Regions from separate parts of the Homo sapiens genome. Here region 2 is linked to region 1. A link is a loop called in an ENCODE intact Hi-C map of the cell type or tissue named here. Cell type or tissue: heart left ventricle. All regions are shown on one strand. Links, peaks and the distances in the headings refer to the core of each region. The heading gives the core; the rest is flanking DNA.

Region 1 (2,923 bases), core at 163-2,662:
ACAAGGCTGTTTATTTCACCTGGGTGCAGGCAGGCTGAGTCCGAAAAGAGAGTCAGCAAAGGGAGATAGGGTGGGGCCGTTTTATAAGATTTGGGTAGGTAAAGGAAAATTACAGTCAAAAGGGGGTTGTTCTCTGGCGGGCAGGGGCGGGGGTCACAAGGTGCTCAGTGGAGGAGTAGCTGAGCCAGGAGAAGGAATTTCACAAGGTAATGTCATCAGTTAAGTCAGGAACCAGCCATTTCCACTTCTTTTGTGATTCTTCACTTGCTTCAGGCCATCTGGATATATATGTGCAGGTCACAGGGGATATGATGGCTTAGCTTGAGCTCAGAGGCCTGACAGACACCAGGCACAAGAATGTAAAATCATTTGCCCCAGATTGTATAGCTAGAAAATGCAGAACTGGGATTGTTGCCTTTCTCTACCCCACTGTCACTGAAGATAAAACATACTGCACTTCAATTTGCAGAGATATGATCAAATATCCCTCAGAAGATTCTGATGTCTAAATGAAAATAGGAGTTTCTGGGCCAATAAAGCTGAGGGCCACACTTTGGACCCTGGAAGGCCACCCTGAGTGGTCTGCTTACCTCTCTCCTGTATGTCTCTATTTTATTCTCTCTCTAACTCAACACTGTCTTTGTTATCTTTATTGCATAATATCTGAACCGTGCTTCCATGCCAAGGCTCTGTCAAGTTATAATCTAGATTGAGTTTTCTTAGTCTGGTTGTATAAACTCTGGAAAGCAGAACAAAATTTTCCTCTCTCTTTTTCTCATCAGCTAGCTCCTTAGATGAAAAATAAATTTCAGTATTACACACCTAGGAGATCCTCAATAAACAGTTCTGAGCTATAGGAAAATTCTTTTTGGCACCATTCCCAAAATTAACAGCAACAAAAATTAATTTTATATATGAACGGTACAAATGGACATTGTAGAATGCATTAGGAGGCTTAAGAGAGCAGAGAGAACATTCTGTGAACTGCTCCCCAACCCCAGGATAAGACTGTGCATTGTTCTGGGAAAAGGGTCTTTAGCAATTAAATAGTTAAACCTCCAGTGAAAGCAGGCCACAGCTGGAGAGAGTGTTTATAGTGCAAGGCAGGAAGTATGGAGTCAATGACTTCTGCTGGCAGGAAGGGGTGGAGGGGAAGGGGGAGGGAAAGAAAAGCAGGATGCCGGGAAGGAGGATTCTTAGTTGTTCTCAGCCTGGAAGACGTTCTCTCTCAATTTGAAGCCAGATATTGGCCAGAAAACTCCCATTGCTACAGAAAGGATGAAAAAGGTGCTGAGTGCAGACAGAGTGAAGCCAAAGTTGGGAGATGCAGGCGTTGTGCCCAGAATACAGTTGGAACTTCCAGCATTTGAATGGAGCAACACAAAAGTAGGAATTGAGATGCTTAGACATCCAGAAATACAGTTGAGAAAGCTTTCTTAAATAATAATGATATTTATTTAGCAATTTTACATGCCAAGAGCTGCACTAAATGTTTTATATTCATTATCCCATTTAATTTTCAAGAATCCAATGAGAAAACTCTCTGTTTTAGAAACTATTCCTCACTTTACAAATGAGCAAACTTGAGGCTTTACAAAGTTAAATAGGTTTCCCAAAGTATAAATTCAAATAGTTTGCTCCTATCAAAATACAAATTTCAAAAAGTTAAAACATGATTTTCATACAAATATATAGTCTAAGACTTACCTACTTCATTTGTGACAAAACCAGCTGGTTTAAAGAGGAGGATAGAAGATTGCTGATAAGTGCGTGTGTGTATGTATGTGTGTGTGTGTGTGTGTGTGTGTGTGTGTGTGTGTACATGTCACCAGTAGAAGAAAAGAATGCTAGATAAAATTGCAGAGTTATATAGAGAACAGAGAACTGACTAATGTCCCACAGAGCAATAAAATCGAAATCTTGGCCAGGCGCAGTGGCTCACACCCGTAATCCCAGCACTTTGGGAGGCTGAGGCAGGTGGATCATGAGGTCAGGCGATCGAGACCATCCTGGCTAACATGGTGAAACCCCGTCTCTACTAAAAATACAAAAAATTAGCCAGGCATGGTGACACGCACCTGTAGTCCCAGCTACTCAGGAGGCTGAGGCAGGAGAATGGCGTGAACCCAGGAGGCGGAGCTTGTGGTGAGCCGAGATCGTGCCACTGCACTCCAGCCTGGGCAACAGAGTGAGACTCCATCTCAAAAAAACAAAAAACAAAAAAACAAACAAAAACCTTTAAGATTCTTTTTTATTGGACATAAAGCATTTGACTCTCTATATGACAAAAAACCAATTGTGACTGATTAATTTTCTAAATGTCCACATCTAATTTTAAAGACAATCAACCCTAATCAATAAAGCATAGTAGATCAAACAAAATGACATCCCTAGGTGATGAGTGGTTTCAGGTGGACTTAGACAATGTTTGCTATGGCCTGAATGTCATCCCCTCAAAATTCTTGTTTTGAAATCACCAATGTGATGGTTATTAGGAGATAAAGTCTTTGGGAGGTGATTAGGTCACCAGGGGAAAGCCATCATGAATGGGATTAGTACGTTTATAAAAGAGGGTCCCAGGGAGCTGCTTTTCCCCTTCCACCCTGTAAGGATACTCTGAGCAGGTGTCTTCTAGATACTGAATCTGCCAGTGCCTTGATCTTGGACTTTCCAGCCTATAGAACTGTGAGAAATACATTTTTGTTGTTTATAAGTTACTCAGTCTAAGGTATTTTGTGATGGCAGGCATTAAGGACTGAGACAATGTTGTGTACAGCACTATCGAATGAAGCTTTCTGTGATGATGGAAATGTTCTATTGCACTGTCCAGTGATGTAGCCACAGGAACATGTAGCTGTTGAGCATTTGAAATGTGACTAGTATGCTGAGGAGTTGAATGTGAATTAATTTAAACTGAAGTAGT
Region 2 (2,923 bases), core at 144-2,643, 81 kb before region 1:
GGTCTCCTCTGTCACCCAGGCTGGAGTGCAGTGGCATGATCATAGTTCACTGCAACCTCTGCCTCTTGCGCTCAATCAATCTTCCTACCCTAGCCTTCCGAGTAGCTGGAACTACAGGCGTACACCACCACGCTTGGCTAATTTTTGTATTTTTTTGTAGAGATGGGGTTTCACCATGTTGCCCAGGCTGGTCTTAAACTCCTAGGCTCAAGCAATCTGCCTGCCTCAGCCTCCCAAAGTACTGGGATTACAGGCATGAGCCACTGCAACTGGCCAACACTTTTGCATAATAGGTAAGAATTAATGTTTAAGGATATTCATTAACCAATTGTATATATGACAACAAATTAAAAATATAAATAGGAGAGTAGTTATGATGCATTCATACAGTGAAATATTATGCAGCTATTAAGAAGACAGCGCTCTGACTTGCAGAGATACTAAGAATAATGATATCTTCTGAGCGAATTCTTTTTTAGAGGGTTCCTACTGCAAGTAAGACAAGCATCTCAGTGGGAGTTTGTCCTTACCCAGTAAGGTATACTACATTTCTTTTGTAATAACTACACAGTATATGAACAAACCCTGCTAAAGCCAAAAGTGGAGGAACAATTAAGCTGTTACTGCCATAAATATGAAATATAGACACTAAGAGAAACTTTATATTATTTCAGCAAGTCAGTAGCATCTGAGTGTAGAAACATTTCATGTGATTTCTATTTCAAAAAAGATAAAATAACACATCTTTCAGCAATTCTGGAAGAAAAGGCTCTCTATAAACATACTGGAAAATGGAACTGAGGAACACACACTGTGAACTTACCAAGCATTTTTCTGTCCATAACTATTGCTCCAAAGGAAATTCTCCGGTCCCTGTACCATCCACACGACCTTGGCACAAAGGTGGTAGTGAAGCATGAAGATTTAGGGCACTGACTCTGGTCCTCCACTGCTGGAGTTTGAACACTGGCTTCACCACTTGTGTACGTTAACCGACACATGGTAGTCAATAAAGGTTCACTGAAATTATTACTACAGTTGAGAGAAAGAGGTCTTTGAACTAAAGATGGAAAAATATTAAAATACTTCAAGGGACAGAAGTATATTTAAGCAGGAATTCTTTTAAGAGATCCAAACATTTTGGGTGTGCTCAATAGGTTATTTTTTCATCCTAAGCCAGATCTCTCTTCAAATCTGTGGCTCATTTTCTTTTCATTCTTTCTAATCGTATTGTAATTATTCAGGAGGCTTAACTAAAGTTAAAATTTTCAAATCTATTTTTTTTAAGTTAATTATCCAGTTTGTGATCTAGGTTCTTGTATTTTAGTTTCTTCTTGACCTATTCTACTCACTTGCCGCTTATTATCATCACTCCACCAGAGGGCATACAAAAGAAAGGTGATAACGTGAAAACACTCAAAGTTGGTAACTTGTTAGCTTTCAGAGAAGCTGTAGCAGCATCACCAAACACCTTACGTAGCACTAACGCTGTAAGATTCTCTGGAAACCGTCTTCTCCATTTGAAACGGCATTAGCTAAGATACAACAAATATTAATTCATGCATTCATTCCTTCATTCAACAAATATCTGAGTCCCGACCATGTGCCAAACATATTCTAGGCTCTAGAGATTCGGTAGTAAACAAAACAAAACTTCCTATTGCCACAGTGCTTTGTTCTGTATCTGTCTAGGAGATAAATAATACAGCACATCAATAACATAATTTTAAGTACAGATAAGTCGTATGCAAGAAAAAAACTGCAAGAACTTCAAGAGGTTAGAGGGTGACGAGGAAGGCTATTTTCAAATAAATTAAGTAAGGACTGAATGAAATGAGAGGATGAGCTATGTCTTCATTGGGAGAAAGCATTACAGGCAGAACAGCAAGCAAAGGCCCAGGCAGAAACTAACCTGACATGCTGGACCTACAGCAGTGACGATGGCGAGGCTGGAAGAGAGTGAGCAGGGCAGAGAGCAGCAGATGAGACTAGAAGGGTGTGCCAGAGCCCAGTCACCGTCTCTTGATCATGGTATTAAAAAAAAAAAAAAAAAAAATCCTGATTTTTTTTCAGATGGGGTCTCACTCTATTGCCCAGGCACAAACATGGCTCACTGCAACTTTGACCTCCTGGACTCAAGCAATCCTCCCGCCTCAGACTCCCATGTAGCTGAGACCACAGATATGCACCACCACGCCTGGCTAAAACGTTTTTATTTTATCTAACAATAATGGGTTCTGACGACTGAGATATAACCTGCTTTGATTTACCTCTTTTAAAGTTCATGCTGGCTGGTGGGAGACAGAGAGTGGAAGCTGACAAACCAGTTGGGGGGCTCCTGCAGTCATCCAGGCCAGGGAAGAATACAGTTTGACACCAGGGTGGTGGTGGTGGCAGTGCAGGTGATAGGAATGGTCAAATTAACTTTTTAAAAAAGATGGTCCAATCTGCAGTGATTTTGAAGGTAGAGCCCATAATACTTGCTGTTGAAGGAATAGATTTAGAATGAGTGAAATGGGGAATTAGAATTTTTAGCCTCAGCAACTGGTGGATGGTGGTACCATTGACTGAGATGGAGAAGAATGAGAAACTGTAGCCAATGAGGCAGGATGAAAATCAGAAAGAGCGGTGTCCCAGAAGCCAAGGGGAAACGACATTTTGATAGGGAAGGAGTTATCTGTTGCCTGTGTCAAATGTGGCTGAAGATCCAGTTTGGCAAGACTGACATCCCTGGTGACCTGGAGAAGAATTGTTTCATGGAGTAGGAGGGATAATGTGTCTCTGAAGCGGGTTCAGAAGAAGATGGCAGATAAGGAGTAGAGACAGCCTACATGGAGTCCCTTCAAAGATTTTCTTTTTGAAGCAAAGCTGCATTGTTATTGTTTGAAGTTTTATTTTTAACTTTTCATTTCTCCCAGTGCTG

What was found. A loop is a pair of places that touch in the nucleus more often than their neighbours do. Peaks named below come from ENCODE experiments on the same cell type or tissue, not always from the same donor. Only the 100,000 strongest peaks of a DNase experiment are listed, where the experiment ranks them.
Region 2: a loop joins it to region 1, with 3 times the contacts of the local background. A loop is called at or near these places in 17 of 110 quality-filtered maps.

What each region holds. Positions count from the first base shown.
Region 1 is chr3:179,526,008-179,528,930 of GRCh38, forward strand. It overlaps a transcript of GNB4 not described here. Among named protein-coding and RNA genes, the nearest start is that of ACTL6A, 35 kb to the right of the region's middle. RefSeq lists an enhancer at 816-1,366. In heart left ventricle, for the core only: no CTCF peak of the experiment used is centred there; no DNase peak of the experiment used is centred there; H3K4me3 peaks cover 766 bases; H3K27ac peaks cover 1,993 bases.
Region 2 is chr3:179,445,311-179,448,233 of GRCh38, forward strand. All of the region lies in intron 1 of GNB4 (G protein subunit beta 4), which reads right to left. Among named protein-coding and RNA genes, the nearest start is that of GNB4, 4.7 kb to the right of the region's middle. In heart left ventricle, for the core only: a CTCF peak has its summit at 1,377 (motif pointing right); no DNase peak of the experiment used is centred there.